Linked DNA regions of Homo sapiens: region 1 is linked to region 2. The links are chromatin loops, found by intact Hi-C in ENCODE. Cell type or tissue: Caco-2. All regions are shown on one strand. Links, peaks and the distances in the headings refer to the core of each region. The heading gives the core; the rest is flanking DNA. Region 1 has its middle 31 kb from the start of PRDM1. Region 2 has its middle 95 kb from the start of PRDM1.

What was found. A loop is a pair of places that touch in the nucleus more often than their neighbours do. Peaks named below come from ENCODE experiments on the same cell type or tissue, not always from the same donor. Only the 100,000 strongest peaks of a DNase experiment are listed, where the experiment ranks them.
Region 1: it touches region 2 in a loop (4-fold over the local background); 2 of 110 quality-filtered maps call a loop at or near these places.

Annotation. Positions count from the first base shown.
Region 1 is chr6:106,052,338-106,057,718 of GRCh38, forward strand. It overlaps a transcript of PRDM1 not described here. Among named protein-coding and RNA genes, the nearest start is that of PRDM1, 31 kb to the right of the region's middle. In Caco-2, for the core only: no CTCF peak of the experiment used is centred there; no DNase peak of the experiment used is centred there.
Region 2 is chr6:105,989,131-105,994,511 of GRCh38, forward strand. It overlaps a transcript of PRDM1 not described here. Among named protein-coding and RNA genes, the nearest start is that of PRDM1, 95 kb to the right of the region's middle. RefSeq lists a silencer at 3,376-3,585 and an enhancer at 4,116-4,650. In Caco-2, for the core only: no CTCF peak of the experiment used is centred there; DNase peaks (open chromatin) are centred at 2,831 and 3,471; H3K4me3 peaks cover 1,312 bases.

The DNA of each region.
Region 1 (5,381 bases), core at 149-5,148, 63 kb after region 2:
TTTGGCAAGATTTTTTTTACTCTATGGAAGATTTTCACATTCTTTGTTTTAAAGGTATGGTCGTCTTGAATTTCTGGTTATTGATGCCTTTAATGTTTTTTTACGCTTCATGTTTACATTTAACTAACAATGTAAAAAATAACTATCAACTTGCTGTTAATAATGTATATCTTACCTTATCCGATTGTGGCATAGGAAAATATCTAGCGTATTAAATTAACAATTGTTTTGGATCCTCTGTTGGAAGACAGACTGTCTCCTTGATGATGCATTGGGTAGGATGGCAGATTTACACCCGAATACGTCTCAACTAGATGAGTAAAAATACATCACTTTAAAAATTCATGGTCATGCCGGGCGTGGGGTGGCTCACACCTGTAATCCCAGCACTTTGGGAGGCCAAGGTAGATGGATCACGAAGTCAGGAGATCGAGACCATCCTGGCCAACATGGTAAAACCCCATCTCTACTAAAAATACAAAAATTAGCCAGGCATGGTGCACACCTGTAGTCCTAATTACTCAGGAGGCTGAGGCAGGAGAATCATTGAACTGGGAAGACTGAGGTTGCAGTGAGCTGAGATCACGCCACTGCACTCCAGCCTGTACAACAGAGTGAGACTCTATCTCAAAAAAAAAAAGTTATGGTCACTATTTAGAGGAAATTAAAACCTAAAAAAACCCTCAAATATTAAATATTATTTTTCACAAATTTACTTCCTAATTTTTGGAGTAGAATTTTATTTTAATTGCATTTTTATTTTAGAATGAATTGATTTTTAGATTTTATTCAGTTTAGGGAAACTGGACTCAATTTCATTTCTGCCTTCATCCGATAATTTTTATTTACACTGGTTTAGGAGCTTTGCCTATGGTGACCCTCTTCTTCTCTACTATCTCCCTGTCCCCAAAGAAGAAAAAGCCTTGTTGCAAATAATTTAATTTGAATTTCTAATCAAGTCGTTTTTGAATCAGACAGAAGACCTCTTAGTGAAAATTGTAACCCAGTTGGAAATTAAAATTAAAGCAACCAGAAATGTTGTCATAAGTAATCTTTTGTAAGTAGCCTTCTCCCCTTTATATGTTTTTTTCCTGTTGTATTTATAGTTTTAAAAAGAAAAAACACAGTTGAGACCCCAATTTAGAAATACATAAGTATTCTATTGTATCTATTATGTATTCTAATAGAATACATAAGTATTCTATTGTATCCATTATGTATTCTAATAGAATACATAAGTATTGTATTGTATCCTGTTTGTTTTAATTCTTGAAATACACTTATTGGCACCCAAGGACTCTTAGGAAACTTTAAAATGCCAACACTCTAAGGAGGCTCACTTGCTCTCCTTGGGACCTAGTTATTGAGTAACAGGGTTGAAGCCAAAACTGAGTTCCCTGGTTGGCGAGGCTCCCTGAATACAAGTGTCTTGGCTAATGTCCTTTTTCGTGGTTTATTTTACCAGTAGCACAGTGTGCCCACCACCCCCCAGCCCTCCACCCCCCACAATGTATACAATACTCTGGGTAGAAAGTTCATGCCTTAGAGCATCCTTATCCCCTAGTTTACAGAGTGGTGAGATCTTTTGAATGAGTGTCTAGAGTACAAAGGTTATGAACCACTTGTAAAAAGTCACAGAATAAAAGCCCCTCTGGGGTTTCCTTGCAGAGCAGGATCATTGTGTTGGTCTCTTTTTTTTTTCATGGAGACTAGATTCGTAGATCATAGGTCATCTGTGTAAAGGATCAGTCTGCCTATTGCTTGGTTAAGGGGTTGACCAAAGACTGATGGTGTCATGAGGTAGCTGTCATTATTTCATTGCAGCAGGGAAATAGAAAACAAGATCATCTCAACATTTTTACAGAAACACGTATGTATAAAGAAAACTGAAGGAAGATACAAACTCAGGTATTTTACAAAATGAATTTTAAATGCTTTTTGACTCTGAAGTAAATGATTTGCCTCTTAATCCTTCTTTAAAGCATTTAAAAATCTTTTGTGTGTATACCTGGTGTATTTGTATAAAACTGAAAATCAGATTGCTACTTGTTCCTTTCTGTCTATCTCTCTCTCACTTAAAACTAATTCTGAATTGGGCAGGGGCAGATGGTGTCTTCAGTATTTGGCTTTTTTTCAAGATTTTCTTTTAAGAATATGTCAAGTATTCTAAAGACCATTAGATGAATTAAAAAGCATGGCTCTTCTGCTAAAACAATAACTTCCATGTGTTTTCTTTTGTGCTTTACAAATGAATTTATGAAAGACTTGGATATTTCAGCCTAAGAAGATCAGTGTCAGATTAATGTATAAGCTTTAAGAAGATAAGGACCATGTGCATTTTACTTCTTCAGGTAGAACTAAGAATAGCTACAGGCAGTTTAATCAATTATTTAATGGTGATTGGAATGAACAATAGCTATACTTTTTAAGGAGAAAGAAGATGCTTAATGTAATGCTTTTCAAATTTTTCTATGCCATAAAAGGTATATATTTCTTTGATCTTTATGAGAATAGTGTATATGTGTTCTTTCATAAGCAAAAACATACTACTGATCCTTTGACAGAGTGGATACATATTCTGAATTCATAGCGAGAATAGGATTTTGACATTTCATACACATCATTTTACTGAAGACATCTCTAGCATGAATACTGGCAATTTGTTTATAATTTGGAACAAAATATATTGAAATGACCCATACTGCTATTGGACCTGTGATCTGGGTTTCATCAGCTAACTAGGACTTCTCAGTGTGGCCTGTCCTGGATTATCTGAGCCAAGGAAGGAAATAATTCTCACGAAGCATGACTAGTTAAAAATCACTGCTAATTGAACCTTCCTAGCATTTTGGCTGTTAGGATACTGGGCAGGGTCCTTAAATGTGTATCTGATAATACTTTGCAGTTTGATGAAGCAAAAAGTAGAGTTGGCTTTTACGGGAATTTTTTTCTTGGATTTAGTTATATTTATGTGAACAAAATCTGATCATTACTTTGGGAAGATACATACATGTCTTGCATTATTATATACATGAGAGATATTATTAATCGGATCAGGGCCTAGCATGTGATTAGTAGCCTGGTTCACTATTATAACTAGTTGTCTTTACATCTCTTATGGTTTATTTACTTGTTAGAACACTTTAAATGGAAAATGCTTGTCATTTGAGTATCTGAATCCTTAGAGGAAAAAAGAATGGAGTATGTGTCCCCTTGAAAAGCCTGCAGATTAGATTATCAGCACAGTTAATACGTAAGGGACCTTGTGTCTCCCTAACTTGCCAATATCTATTTGTTGAGTGTTGCAAGAGTTTGCTAATTAAACAGTTCACAAGATGCTTTGAGCAGAACTTGTGGACATTTCACCAATTGAACATTTTATTGCTGCCGTTGAAAAAAGCTAGTTGGTGTTTATTAACTAACTTTCTTGCCATGGTTCTGGAGAGTCATGGGTACAGCTCTGGTCCCCGACTCTAGATTTTTAGAGCTCAGAGTCACTATTGACACTTTGCTTGCAAACGTGCCTGTTGTTACTTCAAGGCACAACCATCACTTTACTGAACTTGCAAATATGAATTAAGTAACAAGATGCTTTTGACTGAGAGTCCAAATCAAATTAAAGCTGTGTGTGGGAGGGGATTGGGAGAAAGGCTCATTCTTAAGAACAATTTTTTTTAACTCAAGGAAAAACACATTGTTTCAGATATAAAGGTAGGAACTGAGATATTTAAAATTAAAAGTAAATCCTTTCAGGTTAAGAATTTCCATCTCATAATTCCTTACAGATGAAGCTACAAAGCAGTTTTCTGTCATAATGTAAGCACAAACTTCCCTTACCCAGTCTTTGTGGTATAGCCCAGCAGGACTTGGGCTACTGGCCTTCCCACTCTGTTGTCCTGCAAGTGAGCCCTCAGCAGCGAAATGGGAGAAGCACGGAGAGTCTGCACTCACCCACAGATCCCTAAGAGGATAAGGACAGTTTCTGGCCTTCTCATCCCTCACCGCCTTTGCAAGTGATTTGAATTGAATGAATTGGCCATTCCTAGAATGTAATTAGTAGGAATATTAATCTAGCCTTTATAAAGGTGGAAAAACTGCCCCACTCTTCAGACAGCATATCTGATCTGCTCCAGTATGTATCAACTTGCTTGGACTTTAATGCCTTCAGACCCAAAAGCCTGTTTATCAGCCACACACAACCGACTCAGAAACAGCAAGAGAAGCTCCTGCGAAGGAAGTAGGTTTGAGTCTATTTGCCCTTTGTTGTGGTCAGTAAAGGAACTACTTGTGCTTTTTAATTAGAAGGGTGGGACCAGATTTTTCTTAATTGCAGTTTGAGCTATAACACAAAGCATTTAAAGAATGACTTTTTAAAATAAATTCATTTACATTCTCTCCTGCATTCAACCCCTAACCTTTTCTTTGAATGACTTCTCATTTTCCACTTTTTCCTTAACCCTTCCTTCAGAACATATTCAGCCTCCTCAGTTCTGAATAAGGTTTTGAAGCTCTAGCACTGCTTGTGTTTGTTATTTGGCTTGGGAAGGTGCCCAAGTTGTACAAGGCCCTGGCAGGTGAGAATGCAGGGACAATGGGTGTGGCTTTTGTTTTCAGAATGTGGATTCACAAGTGCTCAAGGAATATGACTTCAGCACTATACATTTTGAATAGCCAGAAAGGGTTCATCAGAAATTGCAGACAGCTGCTTGTACTACGTAGGATTTATCCTTAGAACTAGACAAGGAAATTTGTATTTCCTGTTTTAATTAGAAGGGACTTTCACAACATAAGAATAAAAGGCATGGTTTGCCCCAAAGACATGCATCTGCTTTATATAAAATAAATGCATTATAAGTGTGAGAAATTGCTTGAAGATGGCCATGATATTGAGAATATGCTGTGTATTTACTTTATAGTCATCTGAGGTTTTCTTTTCCAGTAAGGTTAAGAACCTCAAGAATTTTTATGAGTGGTTTAGAGAAAAGCATATTCAAGAACTGGTGTTAAAGTTGTATTTATATAGAAATGTGAAAAGAAGCCTTTTGCTTCATCCACCTGCCAGATATATTCACATATCTGTAGCCTTCTTTTATGGACCCTGAGAAGAGGCAGTGGTCCTTACTTTTTCACTATAATTTTTGGTTTGGAATGCATACTGAATGGAGTATAAGTAGATAGGAATATATTTGTTGGGGTATTTTTTTTCCTTCTGAATTTGTAGGATAATCTACTGGTTTACTGCACAATATTGATTTTTTTCTTCTCAGTAAATCAACCTTACATATGTCTATGCAGAGAATGCTAAATTCACTGTTTCAAAGGAAAGCATGTCAAAGAGCCATTTTTAAATCATTTGGAGTGACAGAGGATTCCTAACAGAA
Region 2 (5,381 bases), core at 320-5,319:
CATGGCATACAGTAGGTATTTATTAAATGTTTCATGAATTAATGAATAGACCTAGGAGAAATGATAAGTGGGGTTTTTTTTAAGCACAAAGAAGCCAAGGGCAAGAAACAACCAGAGATAAATTCCTTCCATCTCGTTTATTCAATCTAGTGAGGAAGTCTCATTAGTGAATAGTGCAGGGTAGCAACTGGCCAGACAGCTGAGTTTGAAACCCAGCTCCGTTATTTACCAGCTGTGTGACTTGGGATAAGTTACTTAACCTCTCTGAACTTCATTTCCTCTTCTGTAAAATAGGTACAACAGAGCTCCCTTGTAGGGTTGTTTTAAGAATTAATAAACATATACGCCTGATATTTGGAGGTACTCTACAAACAAACATTACCATTCATTCACTAAGCTTTTGAGGGCTTGCTATAGGCACTGGGGATACAAAAATAAACCAAAATCCTCCCTCAAGATGTAAGATTCTTAAGTAATATGGCAACTACAATAACAGAGATAATCACAAGGAGCTATGGGAGCAGAAACTCAGCTGCAGAGAGGGATGCAATACAAAGAAAAGCAGCACGTCTTTAAAGACCATAGGGCTGAACAACACAACTTGTAGGGGAGAGTGTGACCACCACAAGCAGTTGGCTTCCCATTAAATACAAAGTCTCCAACTTAATACAATGGCTAATGAGGGCCTGTCCAAAGGCACACTCCCCTGTTGTCTCTCTGCCCTCATCTCTTGTCATTCTCCCTGCTCTCTTTTTGCCTCTCCTGGGTATGCTAAGCACGCTCCTACCTCAGGGATATGCACGGGCTGTCCCCTCGGTGTAGATATTTTTCCTCTGTTTCTTCACATAGCTCACTGCCTCATCTTTTGCATCTTTGCTCAAAAGTCACCTTTTCAATAAAGCCAACCCTGACCAACCTATCTAGAATTACCCTCCCTCGTCCTATCAATTGTGCTTACTTATGTTTATTGTTTACTGATGTGATCCTTCCCATAACATAAGCTCCACAAGGGCAAAGATCTTAGCTTTTTTTTCCCTGAGACATCCCAAGTGGCTAGGACAGTAGCTAGCACACAGTGGTGTAGAATGAATGAATGAAGTGTGGCTAGAATGTGAAGTCAGGGCAGGAAGGAGAGAAAGGCAAAGCCAGAGAGAGGTACAGAGCCTTAGAATGGTGGTAAAGAGCTTAGATTTTTATCTGGTAAGTAATAGGAAGCCTATAAAGGTGAGTGGCATGTCCAGATCTGCTTTTCAGATAAGTCACTCAACAAAGGACTGGAAGGAAATGATAATGGCAGAGGCTTACAGTGAAGAGGCTGCTGCAGCAAGGGAGCCAGGGAGCAAGACAAGGAAGGCCTAGACTGGAGCAGCAGGAATTAGAAAGGAAGGGAAGGGGCATATCTGAGGCACAATTAGGAGTTTAAATCAGGCAGGACTTGATAACTGACTTAAAGTGGAGGGCAGAAAAAGAGAAGATTCGAGCATGGCTTCCAGGTTTGTAGTATGGATGACTGGGAGGTTGAACTAAGTAAGATCTAGAATGTCCAAAGGGAGAATGGTAGGAGAGGTGATGAGTTTAGCTCCATATATATCCAAGCGGTTTCTTTGTCATTTGTGAAAGAGGGAATTTGGAGCACAGAAGAGAAGTTTAGACCAGAGATATTCTTTCTAGGTGACCTAGTGATAATTATATTAATTTTAAAGGGAAAACAACTTTCATTTCAACCATCCAAATTGGCTTCCAAAAGCAGGAATTAAAAAACAGCTATATTTTAAAATTAACATTTTACATATCTATTCTATGTCATTTTTTTCCAGATAGCAAAACAAAAATGATCTTTTTGGTTATTTAATTAATTCTTATTCTGGACTGCACTTTTTGGTAGATTTTCAGCTAACTTCCCAGAGAAAATAATAATCTCTTCCCCCAAAAGAGTTACCATGTTTGCTTGTGAAATAGCTAGTGGGATAAGACCATACCCTTTCATTTTGTAAAAGTATAAGGGAGAAGTTAAGGAAATTCAAAGGCCATATTATATATTCAAAACAAATTTGAGGAAATACTTTCAAAATGATGTGTAATTAGTTAGTGGAAGTTACTATCACGACCAAAGATTGAAGCAAATTGCTTTATAAGCTTTCCCTTCTCCCTAATCAAACCTGTATATAAAAATAAAGCATGGAAGAATGGACAATACTATATTGTCACTTAAAACTACACACAGGAGGAAGCATAACTTGTTTAACTTTAACAATAATAATTTATCGAGCATTTACTTTGTACCAGTCATTGTGCTAGGCAACTGTCAACACTTTACCTGGTTTCTTCTTACCCTCTGAAGTGTACAAATAACAAATAAACAACAACAACAAAAAAAAAAAACAAAAAATCCCAGAAGTCTTAAAGTTTGAGCAACTTGCTAAAAGTTTTCAGGTGTTGGAGAAATCTTTTTAGAGAGGAGAAAACAAACCATTTTTTTTCCTTTCAAAGATCCAATTATTTATTGCAACTTGCCCTGACTTGTTACAGATGGACACTTGAAGGTCACCGTAGGCAAAAGAGCCTGACTGGTTCACAGGTTGCTGCTGTGCTTCAGAACCTAGTAAGTCAGGCACTGGAAAATGTGCAACATGTAAAATAACACTGTTATATAAATGTAAGAACAAATGAATGGGCCAAGCTCATGTTAGTGATCTGGAATGGTTTCTTTCTATAGGTGAACTTATTTAGGACTATGGAAGAATGTTTTAGTCAGTGACCAGCCGCGATAATGACTGATAAGGGCGGTTAGTGATAAGCGATAAGGACAGGTACAGACATAGGACCGCTGGCTGGGCTCATCCAGAGCTGGCGCGCAGCCCTCTCCCTGCACTCGTACTGAACTGAGTCCAGTCCAGTCCCCCACAGGTTAGAGGTGAGACGGAAGCCATCGTGAGTTTGTTTTTTCAGCGAGTGCCGTTTCCTAGGTTGGATGACAAGCCAGCTTTGGTGGCCCTTCGCTCTCGCTACCCTAATAAACTACCTGGAGCAAGTCCTTCTTCAGAAACAAATCACCACGTCAGCGCTCGGAGGGTGAAGCCCCTACTACTTTCTACTTTTGGTTGTGATGCTGGAGGCCCTTACAATTTCGCAGAACGTTTTGTGGACGCGCGAGCTCAGTGTTGCCCTTGCAATGGGGAAAACACCTGCTTTCCGGGTCCTCGTCCTCCCGGGAGCGCGGACCCTGAACAGCCCCCGTCCGACCTCCCCGGCTCATCACCCCCTTCCAGAAACGCATGGAGCTCTTTTTCTTTGGACTGCCTCTTTTTTGTACTGGCCATCTCAAAATCAAACAAAACAAAAAACAAAAGAAAACAAAACAATATCACTCAGGTGTGAAGCCCCAGTGCAGAAAGTGAAAGTGGGACTAATCCCGGCTGCTGCAGCACCGCCGAGTGAGCGCCAGGGAGGGGCGGGGCTCCAGGGCACGGCGCCCGGTCACGTGACGCGCGTCCGCCCAATCCCAGCGGGCCCTCGCCGCGCGCAGAGCTGGGCCTGGGTAGCTCTTCTCTCTCAATGAAAGCTATATTTTGGGCTGTTACCACCTAAACGCCATGTGGAAACAATGCACCTCCCTCCACTTCAGGTCCCCCTTGCCTGTAAACCTCGAGAGCTGGACGTCCCTTAGCCTGGGAGTTCCTGGACACTGTGCACAATCACTCGTCAACCGCTACCTACTAGGTAGGCGGGAAAGAGCTTTGCTTTCTAGGCGTGTGTCTCCAGATGGGCCCAGGAAAGATAGGGCCTCAGTTCTCTCTGGTTTGTTTGCTGGGGAGGGAGTTAGAGCTGTAAGCCTCCTTCCTCCAAAAGGATGGTTGGAGGGAGTCCGAAACCTTTGGGTCCCAAGACATGACCTAAGGAGTCCCGCTGTCGCCACTCTTCCCGGTTTGGTAGAGGGGGCCCGTGAGTGGCATTTAGCTCTCGCAAAACTGGGCAGATAGACGCACATGTCGACCCTCCTTTTACAATATTTCAAAATAATTCTGCATTGTTTCTCTACTGGAATCGTTAATTATGCATAACTCAGTATCTTAATTTAAAGGAACTGAAGTCCTAACTTTGGGTTAGGTTCTCTTACAAAGACTTCAGGGATGTTTAGCTGGCATCTCGGGTTTGATCCCCAAAATCCACCACGAAACAAAAGCTAGCTTTCCTAAACTCAGTAACAATAGGAGAACTGGTTTAAGCCACCTCTGGGTAGGCAACCCCCACCCCTAAAGCCCTCCTTACTCCAACCTGCCCCTAGGTATGTTTGTGTAATCAGAGACTGATTGTAGCTGCTTTGACGTTTCTCCTCGGGAAAGCTTAGTTTGCATTCATTGAAGTTGCTTGCTTTCTAGGTTCATCTAGGCCAGCAGGGAAGGTGCCACTTGGAAGATTGCTGGGTTTCCTGCTTCGAAGTCTTCAGGAGCGGGCTGAGCTGCGCTGGTGTGCCGCTTAGGACTGCAATGAGGAGGGTGACGTTAGAAGGTCTTTAAAACGTTACGTTTACTATTTTAGGAAACAGATTTTCAAAGAATCAAGGGTAGGGGACAAAATACATTTGGGCTAGGATTTTAGTGAAGAGGGATCACGCCCAGAATGAGGGATAGTAAAAGAGTGGTGGTATGGGGCTCTGATATCGCTTAATCTGTAATCTCCGGCAGTGTTGATAGCTCTCCTCTGGCATTAATTCTTCAGTCTTTTAAAACGGAGTAGAAAGGGACGTTGGATTGATCATTACGGTTTGTTTGGAGAATAGAATTTCGTGTCACCAACTTGGAAGGGTAAATGAATTGCAGAGTCGGATACAGCTAATTTGGGGGAATGTAAGCTGGATGTCTTTTCCTAATTTATGAAACGTGAACGGGGGTAAGGTATTTATTTGTACGCTAGTTGAAGTGGGGCAGGAGCACTGATTCCTGGACAGTCACTCAAAAGCTGCGCCCAAAGTTTTAAAAAGCGCGGGGACGGTGGAGAGGGAGGCGAAGAGCCCGCGCTGCTGGGCTGGGCTCGGGTGCCGCGCTGGGGACGCCGCATCTACTGAGCGGTCGCCGAAGACGCCGGGAGGCGAGGGGCGAGGTAAGACGCCGCCTAAAGAGGCCCGGGCTCTCCCCCGGGGTCGTTGTTGGAAAAGCAAATTCCACGGTGAACTCTACCAAGCTCAGCGCGTACACAGCTAGCGGCTCTGGATTGGACTGCATTCGCCTAAATTGCGTAATTAAAAAAAAAAAATACACCACTGCCACCCTACAGCGACGCTTCCGCTGGAAGACGAGCGGGGACGCGTGACAGCGCGGGGATAGCTTTTCTATTACGTTTCTTGTTCTCCGAGCTCGAGCCCCCTTTTAAAAAGTCGCTCA